Regions from separate parts of the Homo sapiens genome. Here region 1 is linked to region 2. The links are chromatin loops, found by intact Hi-C in ENCODE. Cell type or tissue: GM12878. All regions are shown on one strand.

The links. Hi-C counts contacts between places; a loop is a spot of excess contacts. Peaks named below come from ENCODE experiments on the same cell type or tissue, not always from the same donor. Only the 100,000 strongest peaks of a DNase experiment are listed, where the experiment ranks them.
Region 1: a loop joins it to region 2, with 6 times the contacts of the local background. A loop is called at or near these places in 3 of 110 quality-filtered maps.

The regions. Positions count from the first base shown.
Region 1 is chr4:78,746,643-78,754,642 of GRCh38, reverse strand. No RefSeq gene overlaps it. Among named protein-coding and RNA genes, the nearest start is that of BMP2K-DT, 25 kb to the left of the region's middle. RefSeq lists enhancers at 4,023-4,072, 4,373-4,552. In GM12878, no CTCF peak of the experiment used is centred here; DNase peaks (open chromatin) are centred at 1,337, 4,352 and 5,162; H3K27ac peaks cover 2,148 bases.
Region 2 is chr4:78,609,394-78,617,393 of GRCh38, reverse strand. It overlaps ANXA3 (annexin A3), which reads right to left. Exons shown (of 13, transcript NM_005139.3): 13 at 6,947-7,338. The coding sequence ends at 7,279. It overlaps LOC124900721 (a long non-coding RNA gene), which reads right to left and starts at 2,601. Exons shown (of 2, transcript XR_007058152.1): 1 at 1-2,601. In GM12878, a CTCF peak has its summit at 4,792 (motif pointing left); DNase peaks (open chromatin) are centred at 3,283 and 4,753; H3K4me3 peaks cover 328 bases; H3K27ac peaks cover 1,157 bases.

The DNA.
Region 1 (8,000 bases), 140 kb before region 2:
CAGGAGCTGAAATTTTGGCATTAAAGTAAGTGAATACTCAGTGGACTGGATGACTGAATTTCTCTACCTGAGTGAGCAAATTTTCCTGGCTTAAAAGTAAAATAAATCAATTGTTATTATATTGCTATTTAGTATTACTATTCACTGGTTCAAAAACATTGCAGGTGAGAAAATATCAAGCCATGAATTGCATCCAACCAAACAAAGCCCAAGGTAACATACTTCTCATCATAGGAATTATTTTCTTTTCAATGTAATGAACATCTCTAAAATGTCCACTATGGGCTAGGCACTGTGTTATGTACTTGAGGCCAAAAGAAAATTAAGATCGTTGTTTATTGATTTAAAATAGATCTCATTTTTATGGATTAATAAACAGTCCAACAGCGTTGGCCTTGATGTCTTCTACACAGTAGATCTAAAAAATATTTGATGAATGATAATGTCAAATAGGTCATTTCCATTTGAGGGCATGAGTGAAGTATGGGACAGGGGTTAAGTGAAGAGTCCCTTGGCCCCATACTTAGTGCTGGTCATCTCCAGCAATCCTAATTCCTCTGTGAAGTGGTCCTCAAACTACGGGATTCTACCCTTTCTAGTTTCACAAAAATAGGTGCTTAGCTTAATATATTATTGCTGGACAAATGAAGAAATGAGTCTAGCTTCCTGGCTAGAGGGTAATCCTGTAACCCACATCAAAATCTGCCTGATCTGTTTTAGGGTCTCCTGAAATGGCTGTAAACCCCCCGCCCCTGCCACACTGCAATGGGAGTTCTGTATTCAGGTTTGTGGCCCTCTATGGTGCACCACTTCTGTATAGAGCTTCAAGAATCCTCCACTGTAGTGGCATCTTACTCCTTCCAGAATGTAAGGCCTGAAGCAGAAATTAGAGGTTGAGAACTGCTAGAACTTCTCCAAATAAGGTAGCTGCTTGCCAAGATCCAGCGGTCGTTAAATGGCCAGTTCTGTATAGAATGAAAATGAAGGGAAAGCTTGAACCACACTCATCTCCTTTAGGCCTTGGGGGCTCAAATTTATGAGTGAAATGGGTTCTGTAAGTCAGCAGTAGGCTCAGGCATTGTCCTCTGAACTTTAATTTCCCTCTGGAGTGAGGGAATCTGATGATCTTGGATTCCTAAATAATGTGGAAGCATCTTGAAAGTTACCTCTCTGTCCCTTCATCCATTTTTAAGAATCAGATTCAGTCTGATGATGTTTCTCATGCAAATCCAAGCCATGGTGGGAAACTCCTCAATGGGGCACATGAGCTTCCACTGCGATAGGTGGTTTCTTGGTCTACAGGGTAGATGAGGGGCTCTCAGAGGTTCCCACAGCCACCTCAATACCTGCCTTTCAGAAGCATTAGATGGGCTTCCTTAGCTCTTTGCTTTAGAGATATGAAAGTTACCATGGATTTCCTGAAGCTTATGGCTGAGACCACAGAATACCATTCTGTCTCTGTCTCCTCTCAACCCCCCAAAAGTAATTTGACTGTTCACCCATTGTCCTCGTAGTCAATAGTAGATGCCAATTCAGGGTACATAAGGACTTGGAAATGCTGAGCATATCCTTTAGTCTTTATTCTAATTCTCAAATATATGTTCCGAGTAAGCACAAGAGAGCTACCTGCCAAGGTTGTTGTGGCTGATGAGAACTTCCCATCTCCCTGAAGGAAGCATAATTCTGGAGTTAGTTGGGTTCCCTGGTGGCAAAACGACTCAGTAATAGAAAATGTTTCCAAATGTTGAGAGTTTGGAAAACTGCCAAATAAATGATACTAGTTCTTAAATCTCAGTCATTATATGTATTATGTCTAAATTAGCATATTTGGACATTTTCATTTTATACCTGTATTTAATGATGAATACATGTAGTCAAAGTGTAGCCTTGTAATAGATTTTTCTTGGTTAAGCATTTTCCCAGGTCTTCAAATGTTTATTTCTAGAACAAGAAAGAATGTATGTTGCCCATGTTATGATGAGCAATATAAAATTAGGCATTCATTTATTATTTCAGTAATTGACTTTTTGTTGAATGCTTCCTATGTGCATATCACTGAGTTGAAATTAATTCTATTTTAAGGGTTTTTCCTGTTTTACTGTTCTTCATTTGTCATGGATGACTGAAGTGGCTGAAGTTTGTCTCATGCAGTTACTTAGCTGGTCTGATCAGGCTACATTTTCCTTTGCTTTTTTCTTCTCTACATTACCAATAATGGCTGTGTTATGCCTTTTGCTTTATGTAAATATTTCTGAGTGCTTGTCATATGCAACAATATAGAATTTTAAGTCAGATGCTACTTGTAAGTTTTCTCATTTATTGAAAAGAAGGAGAATGAACTTTAAAACTTTTTTTGCTCTTAACACTTTCAGGATTTTATGATGTTAGTTTCTAAATGCCAAGTATAAGGGACAACATTTTTGCCAGCAAAGTTCTAGAAAGTGTTTGTTAAAATTAAGTAGGTGAAATTTATCTTCTGTACTTTGGTTTTTCTAACATTTCTCTTTCTGTTTTTAGTATTGATCTTTTCCTCAAAGGCCCCAGTGTCCTTGTCCCAAATGAAAGGAGTGAGTAAGGAGGACAAGTCACAGTTTTGCCACTTAATAGCTATATCAATTTGGATAAGTTATTTATCCTCTAGGCCTGAGATTCCTCATCTATAAAACAGGCATGATCACAAAAAATTCCTCACAGTTACTGTGAAGGTGTAATAGAATATTGAATGCATGTATATCCATTAATGATTAACAAAAAATTGCTAGCTTTTTATTTTGTCAAACACAGACTTTTAAAAAAATTCAACCTTCATCTACTATCATAATCATCTTATAACAGAAGTGACAAGATACCATCCAAAAAGAAGGACATTATCTCAGAATTTATAATTTTATAATTTTAAATGTATAGTTTTAATTAGAAATTTTACTACATTTTCCCTGTTGCTCCTATTTCACCAAAAATTAATGAATACCTTTGTCTAATCTGCAAGCCTGTGTTTGAAAACCACTGTTATGAGCTTTCCAGTTTTCTTTTTTTCTTCAAAATTTACCTATCATGGTCTCATTCCCTCAAAGCTCTGTCCTTTTCTAACATTACAGCTATAGTGTTAACCATCACTGTCTGTAGTGAATATTAATGGCTTAACGTATTCATCTTTTCAAGAACATGTTTATATTCTAATATGGGGGCTTTATCCAAATAAGTGATAGTAGTGGTGGAAATTTCAGACTAGTTGGCAAGTCTAGGGGAAAACAAATATGATGCAGGTACCCTTTTCAGCATCCTGAATGTCTACCTGCTTTATACATGTATATGGCTGACTCTGTACCCTACCTTTCTTAGCTTTAGGATATTAAGGCCTGTCATAGATAGGCTAGGACTTTGAATGGTTTCCTCAGCAGCACCTGTGAAATACACTTAGTGTTAGGTAACATTAAGTGAAATCAGGGTACAAAGGTTTTTTTGTTTCGTTTTGTTCTGTTTTTTGAGACGGAGTCTCGCTCTGTCACCAGGCTAGAGGGCAGTGGCCCAATCTCCGCTCACTGCAACCTCTGCCTCCCAGGTTCAAGCGATTCTCCTGCCTCAGCCTCCCCAGTAGCTGGGACTACAGGTACATGCCACCACACCCAGCTAATTTTTTTATTTTTAGTAGAGACGGGGTTTCACCATGTTGGTCAGGATGGTCTCTATCCCTTGACCTCAAGATCCGCCCGCCTCGGCCTCCCAAAGTACTGGGATTACAGGCATGAGCCACCGCACCTGGCCCCAAAGGTTTTCTTGCTTAAGTTTATGCCACTTCTCCTGATTAAAGCCTACAGTATCAAGTAAAGACACATCCCCTCCTCAGTAGATCTTTGACCTGTCGTGACTCTAATGGAAAAAGAACATATTTTTAAGTAGGTTTTTTCTAAGGATTAACACAAAAGAGGCACATTATGCCCCAAAGGCTGGCCTACAGATTGCTGGTCACCCTACATAGTAAACAATGGGCTGCTCTGGGGACAATGACAGCAGTACTGACACAACAAGACTGGACTCCATTTCAGATCTACCAAGGGTAGGTGGACAAGATATAAGGAAGATACAGGTCTGCAGTCAGAAGACCTTGATTCAAACCTGAAGTTAACAGTTATCAGCTGTGGAAAGTAGTCAAGGTCTCTAAACTTCAGTTTCCTGAAAATGGGGTTAAGAATAGTACAAATATCATAATTAGTACAAGGATTAAACAAGTTAACTCATGTGAAACGTTTTAGTACAGTACCTGCTCATGGTAAGCACTCAATATTAGCTTTGTTATTATTATGTGCACTGTGACAGGATGTGCCCACTTTGCTGGTAGCTTCATTAACCACTTATATTAAGTGTGTTTGCTGTTTTAGTCAGAACATACTCTGAAATCACAAAATATGCAAACTCAGATCTAGATCTGGGCAAATGTGAGGCATATCTTGGAGTTCCCCTTTTAGTAGGTTCCACAGAAATATCCCAGCCTTTACTAAACTTTATTTTACTTCCTCAAATTATCTCTCACTTCTCTTTTGGGGCAATGCCTGTCCTGTCTCATTACAATTGTCTCTAAGGGAAAACTTTGTTGTTGTTGGCTTGTTCTCTTGTGTTTTTTGTTTGGGATATCGTGATTGATAGTACATTCTTAACCATGAGCAAATATTATTGGGTTGCCTAGTGAATAAAACATCTCAATTCACATTGTTTCTAAAAGAAAGATGTTCAATGAGTTTGTCTTGAGGTTGTCAGATTTCATAATTATAGTCAACTTTCAATTATCCACATAAATAAAAAGGGCGTCAGTACAGATAACAGAAAATTACAGGCTCTGAAATTGTGGTTAGCTATCCAGCAGAGTTGAGCCCAGCTTCTATATATAACCAACAGCAATGCCAAGTGGGTTAAAGGAATTTAGTCCCTCTGTAATCTCCTTCAAACTCTATTCTTTGATATGGATACTTGACATTTTCTCAATCTTATGTAAAGTGCTAAGAAATTATAGCTTTAAGTCCTTTCTTCCAGTGAGATTGTGGCTCCTGCATTTCTATAAAATACAGTTCCAGAGTTGGCTCTGTCATAGGTCTGGGACTGTCTCAGGCAATGTGTCAACCACAAGGCCAAACCATGATGCATATGATTAATTTCCGATTCACAAAACCCAGAGACTGATACCTGTACATATGGCTTACTTCATCTCCCTAGAGCCAGCTTTAATACCTAAATAGGTGGTGGTGGTGGGGGAAGGGTGGTGAGTGGCAACCCCGAGGCAACCTATTTCAACAGTAGAGCACTAAGATTGAGATTGTTAGATGTGTATTTTCATATAGTTTCCTCTAGCTTTCACTACTGATTTGATCCCTTGGGGTCATATAGCGCAAATGTTTTCTTCTTTGAATATTTGGAAAAAGCCGTTATATTCTATCTGGACTTGCCACTGAGAACTATACGACTTTGGCTAAATTCCTTCATCCTTCTGATTTTTTTTTTTTTAATTCTAGAAAAGGAGGACATTTGACTAGGTGATCTATATTAGATTCTTTAATTTTAATACTATATTATATAATTCTATGAAAGATCTCTTTTGATGATAGTCATAAAAATGGTTTATTAATGATACACAATACAATGTACTTCCTATACATAATATCAGATTCAGTGCTCATAATATTACTATGGGGAAATTATTATTTTCAATTATGAGTGAGGAAACAAAAAGTCAAAGAGATTAAGTAAACCCTGTCCTGAGTTTCCGATTCTAGCCCTCTGCTCCAAGATAGGTTCTACCTCCATGTAATATTTTCTTGAGAAACTGATTTTAAAATCCCTGGAATTGGTTGCCCAAATGTAAGATGTGTTTAAAAACAAAACCAAGTTGATCTTCAATTCAGCAGGTAATACAGCACACCTGGTGGTCATTGCCACAAGATGATGAGAAGCCTCAGGGAAAACCAGGCCTAGACTCATCTGAGCAGTATAAAGGTTGCAAAGTTTATCAGAAATTGGCGCCTGTTTCATAAGCATGTGAGCCTCTCATCAGGACCTTAAATAAACTAAAGACATTATTGTACAAAGATAATCATTCCTCCAGCATTCAGTCACTAGGGCCTGCTGAATGCTAGGCATTGATTAATCACTCTTACCCACAATTTCTGATTTATTTCTCATAAAAATTCTGTGGGGTAATAGTTCGTGCATGTATTATCCTCATTTTATCTAAGATGATCTTGAGATTAATAGAATAACTTACCCAGGCAGTAAGTGGCAGATCAGGATTATAACCAAGTCCTTTGGGCTCCCAGTTCCAGACTCTTTCTATTCTGCCAGTATTTCCCAAAGTGTGTTTTAGTCTACACTCATCCCACAAAATGTCTTTCCAAAAATGATGCCACAGTCAACAATGTTTGATTCTGCACATTGTGGGGTCCCTTAGAGATTCATAGAGTTTAGCACATTCAAGATTCCCAGAAAATTTCAGAAAGGAAACATGTTTAACATTTTTCTTTCTAAATTTTTCTGAACTTATTTGCAAAGGCATCTTTTAATCCAATTAACACATATTTAATATTCTGAGGAATGGTATCCTGCAGAACTCTTTGAGAAATCCTGCATCATGCCAGGCTACATTAAAAAGAAATTTTTATAAGAAAGGATTGTCACCATAAACTGTTATTTTGCTTCATGTTAAAAAAATAATTTTCCCATGAGTTAACTAGTGTATCTCATGAGATCATAAGCCAGATGTTCATAGAATTCAACAGACTTCCTGGCCCTGACCTGAGAAAATAAAATGTTGCCATAGAATTACATACATGAGAATACCAGATGGGAATACGAAGAAAGTATATAAACAAGTATTATCCATTCTCACGATACTCAGCCTACATTCTAAAGAAGTTTGTATATGCATGGAAGTTACAATTTATCCTCCCCCCAAATTCTTGCTATTTGACATGCCTTACATTTTTATTCTAATGTGAATGATTGCAAGAAAAGGTCTTTTGCAATATTATGGATAATTTTGTGATTGCTTGAAGCTATTAGCAATGCCTGGTATGCTTTAAAACTAAGGGTGGAAATCATCGAACAAGGCAAATTAAGTTGGGTTTGGTTATGAAGATTAATTGCTTAATTCAGCTGTCTAGTTCATTGCATACTTTTAAGATCTGCCTGCCAGTTCACCCTGGTTCTGTGACAGCCTTTACATTTTTTTTTTAAAAGTAACTTTTTAATTGGCAATTATGAGTCAACAAGAATCTTTGAAATGTCTTGATGAAGTTTAAAAAGTGAAATATCATGACTTTCAGATGACTACGCATAGAGTGGCAAAAGCTGGGGATTTATATTTTATTGAAAGTAAACAAAAAACAAAAGGGAGAAACACAAAGTAATTATTTGCTGTAAAATGCATGTAAATGCCTCCTGCTGTTCATCATTCATGTATGCTGTTCAAGTTACCTATATCTGTGTTACAAATTATGGCAAAATGTAGTGGACTAAAAAAAAACCCTTTTATTATATCTCACAGTTTTGTAAGTCAGGCATTTGGGCAGGGTTTAGCTGGATGATTCTTCTGCTCAACATGTTGATAACTGAGCTGGTCTAGATGGTTCAAGATGGATTCACCTACATGCCTGGTGCCTTGACAGGATGACTGGAAGGCTGGGCTCAGTGGGGCCCCTCTCCTACTCCATGTAGTTCTCTCTAGCAAGATAGTTGGACTTCTTACTGGGTAGCTCAAGGTTCCAAGAGAAATTGTTACACGACACAGGAAATAAAAATAGCTGGGCTCTTAAGGCCTGGGCCTAGAAATTAGCACAGGGTCACTTCCAGTGTATTCTGTAAGTCAGAGAATTTGAGAGGGAACAGCCCAACTCTCATGGCAGTATCAAAGAATTTGTGGCCATTATTAATCTGCCATATAGGCCAAAATTCTTTGGCAGAAAGGCTTGTGTAATGCAGGAAAAGAATGCAAAAGCTATTCTGAACTTTTAAAC
Region 2 (8,000 bases):
TATCTGGGAAAGCAGGCAATAGAATTAGCATCTATTCTGTAAGCTCCAGCATGGAGAAGACTTAAACTGATCTCTAGTTATCTTCAATAGATAGGATACCGTAATAAGATTTCTGAAATCAGAGAAAGAGAGAAACAGAGAAGCCAGACTTTCCATTAGATACTTCAGAAACAAGAGGAACACACACAAAAAATAAGGATGGACTCTGATATTCAGTGCCCAGTGATGGCCTCTTCACTGAGGATTAGTAGCCCACTCGGCTGGGTGTGGTGGCTCACACTTGTAATCTTAGCACTTGGGGAGGCCGAGGAGTTCGAGACCAGCCTGGGCAACACAGTGAGACCTTGTTGCTATTTTTTAAAAAAAGAAAGAAACAGAAAAGGATTAACAGCTCACTTAACTCATGTACTATTTGATACATTATTTTCCAATATTATCAAATACGGGGATCTTGTTCTTATCTCTACTAATCTTTATATCTTCAAAGCCCTACCAATCAATTCCTTTAATACCTAGCTCAGAGGTGACATTCCTGGTGAATCCTGCCCTGCATACTTAATTAATCCTTCATTTGAGTTCTAGGTGCCTTTTAATAACCAAATTTTCTTATATGTCATGTAAAGATATTCTTAAATTATTAAGTCAATAAATTTAAATTTACTTAGAAAACACAACTTTGACAAAAAAAGAAAAATGCATCAGCTGTAATGCTACTACCCAGAGATAAACAGTTACCATGGTCATGTACATTTTCCCAGCCCTTCTGGTGTCAACTAAAGAAAAAAAAATCAAGCTTGTAAAGAATGAAAGGTGGTTGTATTTAGAAGTCTTACTGAGGACTATAGACTGAGGCCTAGAGCCTGGGAACAGTCCTTCAAAGAGGTTCTGTCAGACTGCTCTGAAATGGTGTTTTAGCTCACAGTTTATATATGAGTTGTGAAGGTTTAGTACTTGTAAAATCACATCAAATGTGTGCAGAAGTTACATTAAAGCAGAATCACATCGAAGTTTGGGTGTAAGAGTACAGCTGGTTATAGATTACAGAGGCATCATCACTAACCCCATCAGATATTACCTTACGTGTAAGAAAAGGCAGGGAATAGAGTCATTTATCTTTTAAGGAACTTAGTGACTCAGGCAAGAGACATGATGGGGCCATGTGCTCTATCCTGCTTTGCCTTCAAAGCATATTTCCGGAGAGCTGCACGTCGTCACAGAGTTAGGCTTCGTGAAATTATGCTGGCATGCAGAAATGAGCAGACATGCCTCCTTACATTTGCTATGTTGTCTCACACTGGTTTTCTTTTTCTGTTTCGTCAAGCAACTTTTCTTCCATTTAGCAAAATATCATAAACATCTTTTGTGTGTATCTGTATCTATTTCTATATCTATCAGTATTTCTGATACTTAGTAGTCCGCAGCATTTTTACTAGCATTGTTACAGTACATATCATATTTTACTATAGTTAATTTTAAGTAGCTAGCATTTACATATGCTTACAATGTACTGGGTCATTCTAAGTACTTACATGCATCGATCCATTTAATCTTTGTAATCCTAGGTGGTTGGTCTAATTACTACTATCACTCAAATTTCACAGATGAAGGAATCTGAGACATAAAGGGCTTAAGTAATTTTCCCACGATCACACAGCTAGAGACTTTAGAGCTGTTAGAGCTAGAATTTGTCCAGCTAGGCTGACTCCAGACTTTTAACCACTGTGCAATACAACTTTAACAGTCTTTAACTGAACACCTAGTAATTGGCAGTTGCTTCAAATATCTTATCCTTTAACTCTGCAAGTTGCAAAGAGTGTGAGAATTTTGTGTGGAAGCCACATTTGCTTAATCCCCAAACCCACCCACCGCTATCACCACTATGCTGTCCTTGCCAATTAGCCAAGTATCTGTCTTTCCTCTCCTTTGCTTATTCCCCAGATCGTCAACTCCTTGAAGTCAGGAAATGTGTAGCTTTCTTCACTTTTATAACTCCAACACCTGGCGTAGTTTCTGGACTACAGTTACCATGTAATAAATGTTGGAAGAATAAAGGTTGGAAGGAGTTTGGTTTGACTGATAAAAACCAAGAAAAATATTTTTCATGAAGTTATCAGATGTCAAATTCTATTTAACACCGGTTTAAATAGAATTTGCAGACATGATCTGGAACTTTCTTTGTGGACTTGGCTCTCTGACACAAAACAAAACAAAAAATTTAAATGCAACTTTGGAAATCTCTAAACTCTTCTGAGGTCTGTGGCCAGGGGCACCAATGCAAGCCAGTTACGCTGTGGATTGCTGCAGTTCTCTAAAAGGAGGGGTGAATTTGGGCTAATTCTCACCAACTCCCTACCCTTGTGACCTTTGTTCTTCTCTACTTTCTACCCCACTGTGGCATGCTCTTTTTCGTAGGAGCTGATTTTATCCCAATGTTCTTTTTCAAAACTTCCTTTTATCTGGTGGTTGATATTGTAGCAATTGGCAAATCACATCTGTCGCTTCACAGCAAGTCTGATGCTCTGCCAGGTCACCTTGGACCACTATGTTTTTTTTTGAGATAGAGTTTCACTCTTGTCACCCAGGCTGGAATGCAATGGCACCATCTCGGCTCACTGCAACCTCTTTCTCCCATGTTCAAGCGAATTCTCCTGCCTCAGCCTCCTGAGTAGCTGGGATTACAGGCATCTGCCACCACGCCCAGCTAATTTTTTTGTACTTTTAGTAGAGACAGGGTTTCACCATGTTGGCCAGGCTGGTCTCAAACTCCTGACCTCAGGTGATCTGCCTTCCTCGGTTTTCCAGAGTGTTGGGATTACAGGGGTGAGCCACCACGCCTGGCCTGGACCACTATTTATTGCCACATCCAGTTCCACAAAGTTTATGCCCAAAGAGGTCACATGTACATTTTGATAGCTAGTTTTTTCTTATGCATGGTTGTGTCATAAAACCTTTCAGCTGAATGGGCTGCTCTGGTATTCTGGGTTTGGGATTTCTTTTAACAGTTTACTGCAGCAGCCATTCAATGTTACCTCCTACTCTGTAACCCTCCTCCTCATTTGAAATTCTCCTCTCTCTCACTGTTGACTTTGTAAACTCTACAGAAATAGGCAAACTTTGGTTTCAGAGGAGGGCTGGCCCTGGTGGGTAAAACTGGCACAAAGCTGAGTTTGATGAAACTGAAAGAAATATAGCACCAGTAAAAAGGCTTCAGCACACAGCAACCTGTACTTGCTTGACTCTCACAGTCCCACGGGAGACATACAGAGTGGGTGGGAAAGATCTGAGTTTGTCAGTTTGCTGGGGGTGGGGTTGAAAAAAAATTTGGGGTACTTTCCGTGGCTCATAAAACACAAGGTTTCACAGGCAGGAAATTGCCAAGAAGTTTGCTTTATCTTCTTTCCTAATTGCAAACTAGAAGAGGTAGCTTTACAACATCTCAAAATCCCCCAAGTGATTAGAGCACTGTATAAGCAATTGTAAGTCTTCCAAACTGAGCCAGAGAATAATGGCTAATGTTTATTGAGCACTTAACGGGTGCAGGCACTGTGGTAAGTGCATCACCTAATCTGGCTTATTGAAACCTCACGCCTACTCTGAATGATACTTGCATGGCCATCCTGGCTTTACAGGTGAGGAAACTAAGGTACAGAAAGAGTAAGCGACTCACTCCCTCACATGTCATACTACTGTCAACTGATGGGCAGGAAATAAGACTAGGAAACTTTCTTCAGATCCTGTAACCTCATCACTGAGGTGAACACAGTTGGCTCTTATCGTTGGAGGACACACTGACAACATATTAATAACACTGATTTCAGCTGACAGTTCTCTGAAGCTTCCAAGGCCTCAGAGTTACTGTCGCTGAGTAGTACTAAAACAAGTATCGCTTATTTATTCTACAAATGCTTGTTGAACACTTACTATCTGCTCTTCACTGGCAACTCACCATGCCAATGCAGTTATTGGTAACTAATTTTTATTGAGTTAAATTTTTCACATGCTTTATTTCATTTCATCCTTGCACATATTTAAGGTAGGTGCTGTTATTGTCAGCTAAAGAATTGAGTTGTATGGAGGTTAAGTATTTGTCGAGCACTGTTATCTACGCTGCTGCCATAAGTGGTGAAGCCAGGATTTGAACCCAGTTTGATATGACCCCAAAATTATTGTTTTAAAGACAAAGTAAAACTGTGGGTTATCCATATGGCATGAAATTGGGGAAATGGAAATAGGGGAAGGTACATGGAAGAAATGTCTGAACTACTGTACACTATTTTAAAAATTTCCTCAATACATTCTTACAAATAGGCTAGAGAATCTCCTATTCAACATCCTCATTTGCCATTTTTGCAGCTCCTGATTTATAGACCAAACATTCTGTTACTGTAGCGTGAAGTGTACAAACCTTCTGCTTCTGCAGCTCACCAACCACAGAGCCCAGGACTCTCTGCAGCTGGCTATTTTTCTCTTCTTTCAATCTTCAGGGACTAAACTTAGGGCTTAATGAGATGACATGAATGCACTCAATTCTGCAGGTGATCCATGTCAGAGCTAATGCACATTCATGTAAATGAAGATGGTCCTGGGAATCCAGAGAAGCCAGATGATTAAATTAAATGTTCCACATGTTTCCTTAAGAAGGAGTTTACAGTGACAATAAGATTTCTGAACCATGACAAACCTTCTATAGAAGAAGTTTCCAACAGTTTAGATTTGGCCATGTTATTCTGAAGCAAGTTAAGTAGGTTTTGCCATTGGGATGCAAGGCCGTGGGGTTCACTTTGAACTTGACATGCCACCTTGTGGAAATTGGAGGCAATAAAAAATGTGGCCATTGAATACTACTCTATAATAATTATATGATACAGGCTAACATTTATTAAGGGCTTACCATGTGCTATGCACTATGTGGAATACCTTTTAAGTGTTTTTTTTCATTTATTTTTCAAAACAATCTTATGAGGTAGGTACTATTGTTGTCCCATTTTAAAGACGAGGAATATGTGGCTTAGAAAGGTAATTGCCTGAAGTCCAATGCATACAAGGCAAAACAGATGTGAGTAGAAGGGTTAGAGGGTTACCTCATTGGGGCTTTTTTTTTTTCTGCAGAATTCTCTTGTGTGATCACTACTGTGTTCAAGTTCTCACCTTCTTCAAACTCACTCATGCACAGGTAAGGTTTTTTTGTTTTGTTTTGTTTTTGAGACGGGGTCTTGCTCTGTCACCCAGGCTGCAGTACGGTGGTGTGATCATAGCTTACTGCAGCCTCAAACTCCTGGGCTCAACTGATCATCCCACTTCAGTCTCTTGAGTAGCTGAGACTATAGGTGCACACTACCACACCCAGCTAATTTTTAAATTTTTCGTAGAGACAGAGTCTCCTGATGTTTCCTGGACTGGTCTCAAACCCCTGGGCTCAAGTGATCCTTCTGTCTCAGCCTCCCAACATGCTGGGATTAGAGGTGTGAGCCACTTTGCCCAGCCACAGATAAGTTTTAAAGTCCAGATGACCCGGATCTTAAGCCTTGGCTTTGCCACTGTGTAACCCTGGGCTGGATACCTAACCTGAGTCTCATTTTCCTCACTTGCAAAACAGGGGAAATATTGACACATGTAACCATGCTTTGTTTCAGAAAGTACTTAATACATAAGTGGTATAACAACTCTGAGGATGAATGAGATCTAAAATAAAGATTCACTGTATTAAATGCCTTTTATGTGCTGAGCACTGTTCTAATCTAAGCACTAGGCATTGAAAACTACAGTGGCCCTGGGATGGGATAAATTCTAAGGCAAAACAGTGGTTAAGAGCCTGGACACTGGAGTTGGACTACCTGGCTCTTACAGTGACAAGTTACTTAATTTCTCTAAGCTTCCATTTCCATTTCTATATCTGTGTTGGTATCTACATTGTAAGATGCCTTGAGGATTAACAAATTAAAATATACTACACTGTTTAACATAGTACCTAATACATAGTAAGCACTCTATGAGTATTAACATTGATTTATTGCTTCGTGATATACTTACTCACTAAATCACTTACACTAAAATCGTGAAGGCATACTTGACTGACACTTGGTAACTTTGAATACCATGTTTACTCAATTTTATCTCCCAAATATTTAAGTAGTTGTTTTCATTATCTCCTGCCATCATCTTAGTTATGACTGACATTTATAGTATTGATTACAGAACTAACTTGCCAAATGAGCTTCCTGACTCAAGCAATCCTCCCACCTCAGCCTCCCAAGTAGCTTGGACCACAGGCATGTGCCACCATGCCAGGCTAATTTTTGTATTTTTGGCAGAGACAGGGTCTCACTAGGTTGCCCAGGCTGGTCTCAAACTCCTGGGCTCAAGCAGTCCGCCTGCTAACCTCCCAAAGTGCTGAGATTACAGGCGTGAGCCACTGCACATGGCCAGTACGATCATTTCTATTCTGGTCCAGGAAAATAACTCTAACTGGAATTTTTTTCACTTTATCTATTTCATATCAGTCAAGGTATTTCATATTAGGTCCCACTCAAAGATGGCATGATGGATTCTTTAAATGCATAGTTTTGCCAACTCAAGAGAAAAGGAAACCTTAGAGGCTTGATTCTAAATGCCCATTCTGGGAAAGTAGTATTTAGCATGAAGCAACCATAATTCATGCTTGCCATTCAGACAGGAAGTGGTTAGATTAATCCTTCAGCAGATGTTTTCTGAAAGCTGAAATAACTTATCATGCATTACCACTCCTATAGCTTGATCACAACTACAAAGGGTAGGCCAGGGTCACATACATCTTCATCTTATTCCTTTCTTTCAAAAAAGTGTGATTAACAAGGTGATAAACTGAAGCAGTAACAGCTTCTATACAGAAACATGTTTTAAAATATTAGTTGTTGGCACCAGGCATCAAACAATGTTGGCAAGCTCTGAAAGCAAACAAAGAAATTACTTTTAACAAAAGCAACAATTTTTATTATCTTGCTTTATATTTAATGGAGTAGAACTATAAAGATTCTTAACTTTGAAAGCAGAAATATAAGTTGGATAGTAGTTGCAGATCTTTAATACCATTTTCAATTTCATTTATGAGCTGCTACATTATAAATGAGATGCTCTAAAATAATAATCGCTTTTGTTGTTGTTGTTATAGAACAATGAAAATTCCTGTTAGGAACACAAGTTGCTGTTTATATTTGCTTGTTCTCTTAAATAGTATGAGAAGAAGTAAGGTGGAGCTGTTGGGAAAGCCCATCGTGGACCTTTGGAGATTATCTTCTTGGTTCAGTCATCTCCACCACAGATTTTTAAGAGTGTGATTTCATAGTCTCCAGAAGTATCCGACTGCAAAGAATAAAATCAATGAAGAACAAATACAGTATAAATAATGGGAGACCATAAATGAATCAAATCCTATAGCACTAGGGAATTCACCTGGGTGTGAGACTCATGAGCTATACCATTTAGTAAAACATACCTGCAATTCCATCATTCATTCATACCTGAGTGTAATTACGTTCTGACCAGCATCTTCTTCACTGTAAGTAATATTTAGATTCTTCCTGATATACTGCAGTTAAATTTCAATTTTGGTTTAATAAAATAAGATTGCATCACTTACATAATATTGATTTCTATAAAAACTTCAAATTTTAGTTTTAATAATATTTATCGAACACTTGCTATTCAAAAGGCTTAATGTGTATTAACTACTTTAACCCTTTTAAAAGCTCTCTGCAATAGGTACTATACGTATCCCCCATTTAACAGATAAGTAAAATGAGAAAGACAGGTTAGGAAACTTGCCTCAAATCTTATCGAGAATAAGTGACAAAAGCAGGATTTGAATCCCTATATCCTGGCTCCTTAATACCCTGCTACACTGCCTAACTTAGGAAAGTGAAATGAACCACATTTTTAAAGAATATGTTTATCAGTTCCTTTTCCCAAGGCCAACCAAAAATAGACTGTTGTCCAGAAAAGATACTACGTGAGGTTGAGGCTTA